Linked DNA regions of Homo sapiens: region 2 is linked to region 1. The links are chromatin loops, found by intact Hi-C in ENCODE. Cell type or tissue: GM12878. All regions are shown on one strand. Each heading gives the region's core, and the rest is flanking DNA. Links, peaks and the distances in the headings are about the cores only. Region 1 overlaps LINC02331 (long intergenic non-protein coding RNA 2331). Region 2 overlaps LOC105370504 (a long non-coding RNA gene).

The links. A loop is a pair of places that touch in the nucleus more often than their neighbours do. Peaks named below come from ENCODE experiments on the same cell type or tissue, not always from the same donor. Only the 100,000 strongest peaks of a DNase experiment are listed, where the experiment ranks them.
Region 2: a loop joins it to region 1, with 6 times the contacts of the local background. A loop is called at or near these places in 2 of 110 quality-filtered maps.

Annotation. Positions count from the first base shown.
Region 1 is chr14:53,698,355-53,703,741 of GRCh38, forward strand. All of the region lies in intron 5 of LINC02331 (long intergenic non-protein coding RNA 2331), which reads right to left. The region is part of intron 3 of LOC105370504 (a long non-coding RNA gene); the gene reads left to right. Among named protein-coding and RNA genes, the nearest start is that of LINC02331, 150 kb to the right of the region's middle. In GM12878, for the core only: no CTCF peak of the experiment used is centred there; a DNase peak (open chromatin) is centred at 2,977; H3K27ac peaks cover 952 bases.
Region 2 is chr14:53,568,358-53,573,744 of GRCh38, forward strand. All of the region lies in intron 2 of LOC105370504 (a long non-coding RNA gene), which reads left to right. Among named protein-coding and RNA genes, the nearest start is that of LINC02331, 280 kb to the right of the region's middle. RefSeq lists an enhancer at 878-5,387. In GM12878, for the core only: no CTCF peak of the experiment used is centred there; a DNase peak (open chromatin) is centred at 2,274; H3K27ac peaks cover 1,929 bases.

The sequences.
Region 1 (5,387 bases), core at 117-5,116:
AATTAAAAAGAAATGTGGAAGCCAATGCTGGTTTAAGCAGGGCAAGGTGGTGGACTGTGAAGAATGGATTGAAGCATAATTCACTCCCCTGGGGAGTACTCCCTTTGGCTGTTTCAACACATGAATCTCAGCTAATGAATCCCCAGAAATGCCTTGACTAAAAAAAGCTTCCTTGTGTTTCAAAGTATATCAACCCTAACATCTACTAAGTTTGGGGGTAATATAGTTTGGCTGTGCCCCCTTCCAAATCTCATCTCAAGTTGTAATACACATTGTAATCTCTACGTGTTGAGGGAGGAACCTGGTGGGAGGTGAATGGATCATGGGACAATTTCCCTCATGCTGTTCTTGTGATAGTGAGTGAATTCTCACGAGATCTGGTTGTTTGATAAGTGTTTGGGGCTTCCCCTTTCTCTCTCTCTCTCTCCTGCCATCATGTAACATGTGCCTGGCTTCTCTTTCACCTTCCGCCATGATTGTACGTTTACTGAGGCCCCTCCAGACACGCGGACCTGTGAGCTGTTGGTCAATTAAACCTCTTTTGTTTGTAAATTACCCTGTCTCAGGTAGTATCTTTATCATACTGTAAGAACGAACTAATACAAGGGGGTAACAGTCAAATTCATGTGTTTTCCAGATTGCTTACTATCATCATCTCCCACCAGAAAAGATATTCTGGTTGACAACAGTAATAACAGATCAGGAGTGAACCTGACTGCCATAAAACACCTCTGGGCTATCTCTTCCCTGTGGCAAAAAATTATGGGGACTTAGTAGGGAAACATCAGTAAAAAATATCTACTTGTTAATCCTTGATCTTAAGTCATTGCTTGTATTTTTGAGTAAATTGCTATGCATGTTTGTATGGATAAGTGTAGATATTTCTATTTTGTATTTTTCAACTCCTGTATTTGGGGACATGCATGAAATTTCTTGTTGCATTCCTTAGCAGAGAATATAGCTAGGTATATTTTTAAAGTCTTCATCTAAATTAATCTTTACTCTCAGATAACACATTTGCTCAGAGAACATGCAAGAAAACTTTGAGTAGGAGGTATCTAGTGGTTGTTGGCCATAGCTGATTTGACTGCTCTGCCTGTGGTTTTGCAGAAAGCTTTCATGTATTCAGCATACAAATTGTGTGATGAGCTCAAGTCGGCAAAAGTGGCCAGGGTCAAATAACTGAATCTGTTTACTTTGTGTGAGTACTGGTGACCATTTATAAATTTAATTAATAATTTGATGTCTAATTTTATAGTTTGTTAATAAGAAGAACACATGTACACACTTACACTCACCACTGATGAACAATTTAGGGAAAGGTATCCTTTTCTTCCCTGTGGGAAATATGTAAAACTAATATATGGCTCCTAATTTTGGAAAACAAAAAGTGATTTCCAAGAAGATACCCAAGATACCATTCTTGCCCTTGTTTTGCTGACAGAAGGATCCGGAATTCTTACACAGTTAAAGAACTGGTCCACAGTCAACCTGTCATTCCAGCACATGCCCCAGGTCTCTGTCTCCAAGGATTTCTTCATGCTTTTGCTTCCATCTTAATTCTTTCTCACCCTTCCCTGGCAAGTTCAAATTCTACTAATCCTTCAATGTCCTTCAATGCTCAGGTCAAATGTGTTTGAATTCATGAAGACATGTCTCTTCCTACTAGTTGGAAATACATGTATTTTCCTTTTCATTTCTATAGCACTTTGGCTAACTCATATAATCACTTTTACGTTTTATCTGCCCTATTAGATTGCATCATTGAAGGCAATGACTATGCCCTTTTCTTTCTTGATCTTCAAAGCACCTTACACATAGTAAATGCTGAAGAATGTTTGTTGAGTGAATGATTAAGCCAAAGATGTATCTGAAATGAGTAGGAGTATGTACCCTATGAAGATGAAATCATGACCCATCATAGAGCTAAATCCACAATCATGAAACTGAACTATGGTTCTGGAGCCAATGTGACCTGTGGACACTATTGTTGAGTTCATCCTTGTGAACTGTAAAATCTGCATTTGTCCCTGTTTCCTGGCACACAGCTCCTAAAATCCTTGGAATCTCTAAGGTGATGAGTGTTTTTTGTATACTAATGAGATGACTGGTGGCTTGGACCCCCTAGGTAGCTTTAGGATGAGGGCTGGTCACTGGAAAGACTAAGGCATTATTAGAGGGTTGGGACTTTCAGCTCCACTCTCCAAGGGGTTGAAGGTCGAATTGACACCAATGACCAATGATATAATCATTCATAGCTAAGTAATGAGACCTTCATAAAAACCCAAAAGAACAGGATTCAGTTGAGCTTCCAGAGAGATGAACATGTCGAGGCTCCTGGAGGGTGGCACACCTGGAGAGGGCATGGAAGTTCCTTGCCTCTTCTCCCATACCTCACAATGAGCACCTCTTTCATCTGGCTGTTCGTTTATATCCTTTGTAATATTCTCTCTAATGAATGGGTTAATATTGGCAAAGTGTTCTCCTGAGTTCTGTGAGACTCTAGCAAATTAATTGAACCCAAGAAGGGGGTCTGTGGAACCTGACTTATAGCTGGTTGGTCAGAAGTACAGGTGGAAACCTGTGCCTGCAAGTGGGACCTGAAGTAGGAGGCAGCCACAGGGGACTAAGCCCTTAACCCGTGGGATCAGCTGCTATCTCCAGGTAAATAGTGCCAGAGTTGAATTGAATTAGAGGACACTTAGCTGATGTCTGCTGGAGGGTCTGCCACAGAATTGGTTGTTGGTGAGAAGAAATCTTCACTCATTTTGATGACAAGAGGTGATCTATATTGAGATATAGAGTAGGAAAAACACTGGTTCTTTCTTTGTCACAGTTGATGTCAGAAGTGTGATGAGTATGACTGTGTAAGACAAAAGGAAAAACCACTTTTGGGTTTTTCTTATTTCTTACAATCATTTTCACAGGATCATTCTTTTGTTGACAAGGTTCAGCCACATTTAGTAGATTCCCTTGTTTCTGTTCTGCCTTCGTTGGGCTTTCTCTAGTTAATTGAGTTCTTCTCACTTATGACTTTGGTTCACGTGTGGTTTTGGTTTGTCACAGCCCTGCGAGCCTTGATTCTGTCTCATGACATCTTCCCTTGAACTTTCTCTTCCAATGGGTAAACACATTTTGTATTTCTTGTTTCTTAATTCAAATTTAATTGACAGGGAGAATTTGGTTAAAATAGCTCTATTGGAACTAAGCCATGAAAAATAGGTAACAGGTGTGTTTGTAAGTTTGTCACCCTGGGACATCTCCTCCCTCAGAATCTCATCAACAGGGTCAGGAGCTGTGGGAGGTGTTGGTGGTGTGAGCAAGCTATACATAGTAATCATCTCTAGCCCAGTCCTCAAATATATACATCCAGTCCAGACTCATTTCTGAGCTTGAGTTCTGACTTCCTATGGCCCATTGGACCTTTACTCCTGTGTGTTGTAGAGCTGTCTCAGTAGCAGTATGTCTAAGACTGACTTCATTATGGTTACCACTCAACAAATGGACTCTACTTTTTTATTCTCTATTTTGGCACCAGAACCTAGTCTTTATGACAAGCTTTCCTCCTTTTTCAGACACCATTACTTTTTTTTTTTTTTTTTTTTTTTTTTTTTTTCTGAGACGGAGTCTCGCTCTGTCACCCAGGCTGGAGTGCAGTGGTGCCATCTCGACTCACTGCAAGCTCCGCCTCCCGGGTTCAAGCTATTCCCCTGCCTCAGCCTTCCGAGTAGCTGGGACTACAGGCGCCCGCCACCACGCCTGGCTAATTTTTTGTATTTTTAGTAGAGACGGGGTTTCACTGTGTTAGCCAGGAATGTCTCCATCTCCTGACCTCGTGATCCGTCCGCCTCGGCCTTCCAAAGTGCTGGGATTACAAGAGTGAGCCACTGTGAGCGGCCATACTTTTTTTTTTAAAATACTTTAAGTTCTGGGATACATGTGCAGAATGTGGAGGTTTGTTACATAGGAATACACGTGCCATGGTGGTTTGCTGCACCCATCAACCTGTAACATACATTAGGACACCATTACTTTTTAAGGGAAATGTCCTTGTTGGTGTTCATAATGTTCCAGCACAAACAGTGAGTAATTGTTATTAGATGTTTTAAAGTGAGAAAATCAATATAGCCAATAAAATAAATTAAGGAGTATTTCAACAACCACATGTTTTTGACTAAATAAAAATACAAATTCTGTAGTTCACATACCTTAAAGTGGAAAACTATTTCAAAACAATCTTGAAATAAATTCTATTCAAGGGACTGGGGTTTGTTTTTTGTTGTTGTTCAGTTTGACAATAGCATGTCGGCACATTAACTCTCTTGAAAATTTAATTTAAATGAAGCACAATGGTAATGAAAAGGATTGATACTCTAAACCGCTCAAAATTTTTGTATAAAATCATAGCTGTGAAAACCATTTATTTTGAGAATGGGTTGACACTTCCAGGAGTTTTCCAGCTAAACTCAGCACTGACAATTTTCGAGTTACCATATATGAGCAAGAACTGTAAGCAAATTGTTAACACTTAATTTTTTAAAACAACCAGTCTGCAACTGAGTATAAAGAATGTGTCCATGTCCCTCTAAGACATGCAAATTTCTTATTTTTATCAAGTACATTCTGGAATGACTGTGTACCTTGAATTGTGCCCAATACATTCAATAGCGAAAATCCAGCATGTTTATCCAAGGTCAAAATCTGCTTTCAGCTCCAGAACAGCATCAGAGTTAACCTTTTTCATCACTATTTTTTGAAGCTTTTGAGAGCTATTGTGGGTTACGTGGGATTTCAGGAAAGCTGAAAGTGTAAGAGATTTATTTAGGCATTAATCCTTCTCAAGCTAGGTCATATAAAATCACAATCTAAAAATGTTGAAATATTATAATAGAAATCAAACTATCACGAAAACTGAGATTGATTTTGAATTTAGACAAAACGATAGCATCATTCAGAACAAGTACTCAGAAGAAGAGCTACGGGAGGCTAAGCATCAAATCTTGGGTATGTTTATTATTGAATGAAAGTGATATCATTTTGAAGGTGGTTAGATTCTCCACTGGCAGCGGTTCAGATTGGTATATTCAAGTCAGAGGTGCACAAGAAAAACACCATTGTTTCTCAAAAGTGTAGTCTGTCACCTGAAGAAAATATCAGACAAGAGTGCTGGACCAAAATTAATTAATTAAATAATTAAAATGGCCACTCAAATTCTCCACTAGGAATTTACACTTTAATCTTCCCAGAATTGTCTTATGCATGTAAAACAAACATGAGGTTAGGTACTAGGTTAGGTGAACCTTGGCACAGGTCTGTTGAGCTTTCCTGATTATTATAGCTCAGGAATGTCAGGGGCAGGCAGATAAGCAAATATTAAAGCTACAAAA
Region 2 (5,387 bases), core at 151-5,150, 130 kb before region 1:
CAAATCACCAAAAGGCAGCTGATTGCATGGGGATAGAGGGGGCTGGGAGTGAATTTTGCCTTGCTGTTAGGAGAATAGATGGCTGAATGGAGGTGAAACGTTATGAATAGATGGTAGGCATGTGAGAGTCAAATGATTTTTAGCATTAGGTAGTGATCTTGCTGAAGTAGCCCCTACAGAAACATGTGTGTGGATTTTGTGCCTGAATGACGAGGAGCATTGCCCCTCACCTCCCCTCTCCTGACTATACAGGGAACCACACACCAGTTTCACAGCATACTTATCCTATGTGACCTCCAGATTGCAACTGGAGAATTCAAGCAGAGAAAGAGATTAAATTGGCTGGACAGGGTAACATTAAACATGAATAAAGACTATACTTAATGTTTCAAAGCTTGGTGGACCTCCAGAACCATTTGAGGGTACTTTGTGAACGTACAGATTCTACCCTAGACTTTTTTTTATCTTTCTTTTTTTTTCTGAGACAGAGTCTCACTCTGTTGCCCAGGCTGGAGTGCAGTGGCGCGATCTCGGCTCACTGTAACCTCTGCCTCCCGGGTTCACGCCACTCACCTGCCTCAGCCTCCCGAGTAGCTGGGACTACAGGTGCCTGCCACCACGCCCGGCTAATTTTTTATATTTTTAGTAGAGAGGGGGTTTCACCATGTTAGCCAGGGTGGCCTCAATCTCCTGATCTCATAATCCACCTGCCTTGGCCTCCCAAAGTGCTGGGATTACAGGCGTGAGCCACTGCACCTGGCCCCTAGACTTTTAAAATCAGACTTTTTAAAGGAGGATACTTAAGAATAGGGCTTCCAAGGTGATTCTGAGGGGCTGCCAAATCTGAAAACATCTGGTCTACCTGATTGTCAAACAAGGATGTCTCACAAAGCCTCAAAGAGATTTGTTATCAACAATTACCATTTTGCTTTGCTGTCAGGATATTATTCTTCTGAATGGACCAGTTTCATTTCTAAAGCTATAGATGTAGAGGATCTTGCTTTCCTCTTCTCCCGTCTGTGGATTTTTATTTTCAGCTTCATTCATTGGCATCTGAAATCTTGGGAGTTAAGATGTGTTTTTCTTTTTTTTCCTTTTTTTTTTTTTTTGTTGGGGGAGTAGGAGTGTCAAGTCTGCCTTGTATGGTAAAAATAGAGTGGGTGCTTTTGGAGAAAATTTCAAGGATGGGGTGGAAGGTAGATTTTAGCCATCAAAATCATTTGAGCTAACCAAATCAACAATAAATCACAAACTCCAGATTTTTGTTTAAAGGGGAGGAGACCAAGGCAGTGGATGTGCAAATTAGCCAGGCCACGACTTGCTGGCTCTCGTTCATTTTGTAAACAAAAGCAGGCCTGAATTCAATCAAACATTACTTGTTAAAGTAAACTAGCAAAAAGCTGGTGAAAATTAAAGTAGAACAGAAGATGGTTTCAATAATTTCATTCTCCAGCTTTTAGCTTAAAAAAAAAAGCAAAAACCAACAACCCACCATTCCATTCTATGGGGCATGTCCTCCCTTTCAAGACACTTTCATGAAAACCAAACAGTTTTTAGTGGGGGTTATATATATTGAAAAATGCTACCTGTAGTATTGGGTTAATTGCCTTCAGAACAAAATTCTGAATACTATATATATAACTTTGACAATATTTTTGTAGGCTTTTAGAGACTTCTTAAACAAGAGAAATGGGACTCAATGCATTGGCTAGCTGAGGGTCTATGTTGTTTGATAAATATCATGTGCCTGGTATGCTATACTTGTTTGAAGTGACACTGAGAGATTAGTTGTTTCTAGACATTTTTTGGTTAGGTCTTTAATGTACGCAGAGCTGTAGAGTTTCCCCTCAAAAATGAACGAAGCCTGAGGAGTTTTGCTCTCTGGGACTAGAAACAAGTGGACCATTGCTTTTGCCTGAGGTAAAGTGTTCCCCTAAGGTGACAGGTCTAAGCTGTCATTTCTCAAAGGGGAACAGTAGGAATACTATCTCAATCCCAGGGGAGTTCTAATTATGGAGGCTTAACTTCAAAGCTTCAGTAGAAATGCAAGTGGAGCTGTCATTTTTGGGGTTGTGGGGAGGTAAGAATCCAGAAAGCGATTGCTGAGTTTTGGGACTGTGTTTAGCTGTCCAGTTGTCCACCTAGGCCAAAAGTAATCCTGAGTCATTGCCTGAAACTCCCTCCACCTGTGTGCTTGTGTTACGTTCCAGCAACTGAAAGAGGTGTTGATTCATTTCAGGCCTACTCTTTCTGTGATTAAGTTCAACCCACCACAGAGGACTCAGGGGAACTACACTGTGGGCTCTAGGTCTGGGATTTGTTTTCTCTGTGCTTTTCTCTGTTTACTCTGCATTGTCAATTATGAGGTAGATATCACATGTGTTTAGCCGAAAAGATAATGCACAGTATCTCATAACAGTGTAGAACAAGACGGGGTAAGATTGTAGGCACAAACCAACTGTTGATGATAAGACACCAAATGAAACAACAATAGCAGCACTCCTGTGCTGCAGAATCAGCTACAGGAGGCAAACTTTGCAATGGCCTCTGTGAAAATGACTCACCATCATCAAACCATAGTTAGGAAGAGCTTGGGCTGCTTCCTACTCAGGTCTATCAGTTGACTGTCGAATACTCTCAACTTGGGGTGGATATAGAAAGTGCCCTGTCTACTCAGAGGTTTTTTGTACTGGAAGAGGATTCATTTAATGCTTAATGATAATTTGGATATAAATTAATTACCAACTAATCTGCTTGAAATTCTTCCGTTGTGGGTCTTCTTAGAGACAGTCAGCTGGATGAAATAACCTCTTGTCAATTCCCTCTTATCCTATGGGCCTATGATGACTTTTTTCAATGGCATTACAGAAGTGCAAACTGTTTTGTCCGGACCCTTTAAATATCAGCTATGGGAGGAGCTTTTTCCATTTGAGGCTTGTATTTTTGTTCTTCAAGTTGATGGTTCTATTTTGATACGTACTAACTTTTTATCCTCTATCCTGGTACTCGTCTATGGCATTGACCCAAAGACCAGTTACAAAAGTGATGGGCCTGGCAAAAGGTCCTTGAGGGGAGAATGTCCTGGCTCATACTTTAATAGTCAAAGGAAACAAGGGCAATTTCCTAGCACCCCTACCTTGATGCCTGCCCTCCTGGGGTGATCAGGAATGATATTTTCATTGTGTTATACCTCAGCTTTTACTTCTTTGTGTTTATTCCATTGCTGAAAGAATCAGAACATTACTTTTTCTAGCACACATTGTTTGTCTGAAAATACACCTGGAGAACTGCCCAATTTGGAAATGACTTAAATTACAAAAAAAGCACAGCTGTCTTTAACAGCTCTAGGAGTTCATGCAACGAGCCTACAATTTATTGAGTAGGATTAGATGCTTATTGCCTATGACACTTTAAATACCATTACATTGAAGTTTATACAAGAAAGTCCAAGTTTAAAACTGGAATCTTAGCAATAACAGCTGGGCCATTTGTTTATGTGATAGGCAGGAAAGAATGACTTCTGTAATCTTTCTGTTTGGCTGCAGGATTCTGCTTAGGGGAAAAAAATATGGGGAGGGGGAAGAAAGAAGCTAATTTCAGATTGTCAAGCTGAGCTGAACACTGCTGGCTAATTTGTCCCTCATGTTAAGACCTCTGCCAAGGTTCCTCTTGTATCCTCTTGCTCTCTCACACCTGACAAACCAGTACTTGAAATACTGTAGCCCACCTCAATGACAGCAAGGGGTATGTCACTAGCTAGCTTGCAGCTCTCTCCCCCAGGCGGCTCACATTCCGCATTTTGTTTCTAGCATGAAAGACTTTGTTTTAAATCATAATAGCAACCAGGCTGTAATCACATTAGAGCGCACATGGGGAACTTGCAAAAAGTCATGTGTTTTGGATTTGACATTCTGATTTATGGTTGTGTGCTCCAGTTACACAGCTGCAATCTCATTTTCCGACAAAGATGTTTTCTATTTTTCTATTACTTTGCTTCACCCTGTCTTTATGTTGGGGAAAATGAAAGCCACCAGGTGAAGTCATAACATAAGTAAAAATGTTTTTGTGTTTGGGTTGGAGAGCGTAGTAAATGGTGTATACTGGCATTTCAAACACAGCTTGTTATTTTTGAATAAAAATGTAAAGGGAATTGCTTACTTAAGGTAATCGCAAATTAAAGAAGTACTCAGAAATTTGTTTGTAAAACCCAGAATTATCCTCCAAACTTTCTGTCTCTATCACTCGATATTAACATCCCAAGAGGGGAGTTGGACAGTAATGTTCCATTTTGGATGTGTAGGTAAACTGAGCTCCCAGTCTGGTATGCTTATTTCACCAAACTCAAAGACGTTCAGGGTTGGGAACTTGTAAAGACAATCTCTACCAACCTATTCATTGTGCAAATGAGGAATGTGAAACAGAGATGTATAGTGACTTGCCCAAGGTCTCACAGCTGGTTAGCCACAGAGCTTATACTGGAACTCAAATTTCTTTCTTCCCAGTCCATTTTCCACCATTCCTTTTAAATGCAAGTTGAACAGCACTTTTTGTGGTAAGCTGACTACTACTATAAAGAATATTCCAAATAAGACTTCTGTTAACATAGAGAAAAGAAAACTTCTTTTACTTTTTTGTTATTTCCTCAAGTCTAACATTTTTTATTGTGAAGTGTGGTGAAAATTCAGACCCATAACTCGTTCAGCAATATACACGACACAGTATCCTATCTTGGTCTCATAACTTGGGTTATGTTATTAGCAATAAATATAACAATCTTGAACTCAGATGTATTAAGATTTAACACATTTTAATTTTTTCACAATATTTGAATAATTCCAAATATAGTTATGTTTTTGGCAATCCAATAAAATCTTGATGAAGGGATAAAAATATTTGTATAAGAACATTTAAAAATACATATAATGAAGTCATGCATGGGTATAAGCAGTTTGATTGACGTGGAGATCTCTATGAAGAATGAGAAGAACGCTGGCCAGGCGCCGTGGCTCACACCTGTAATCCCAGCACTTTGGGAGGCCGAGGCGGGTAGATCACCTGAGGTCAGGAGTTCTAGACCAGACTGGCCAACATAGTGAAACCCGTCTCTACTAAAAATACAAAAATTAGCCGGGCATGGTGGCAGGCTCCTGTAATCTCAGCTACTCGGGGGATCGAGGCAGGAGAATTGCTTGAACCTGGGAGGCAGAGGTTGCAGTGAGCTGAGATCACGCCATCGCACTCCAGCCTGGGGGCCAAAAGCAAGACTTCGTCTCAAAAAAAAAAAAAAAAAGAATGAGAAGAACAAAGAACACTAAAGCTCTATTGTTTGGGTCATTATTTTGATCCCCATTTCTCTCTCACATAGATTTGGTCTTTGCTTTAGGGGG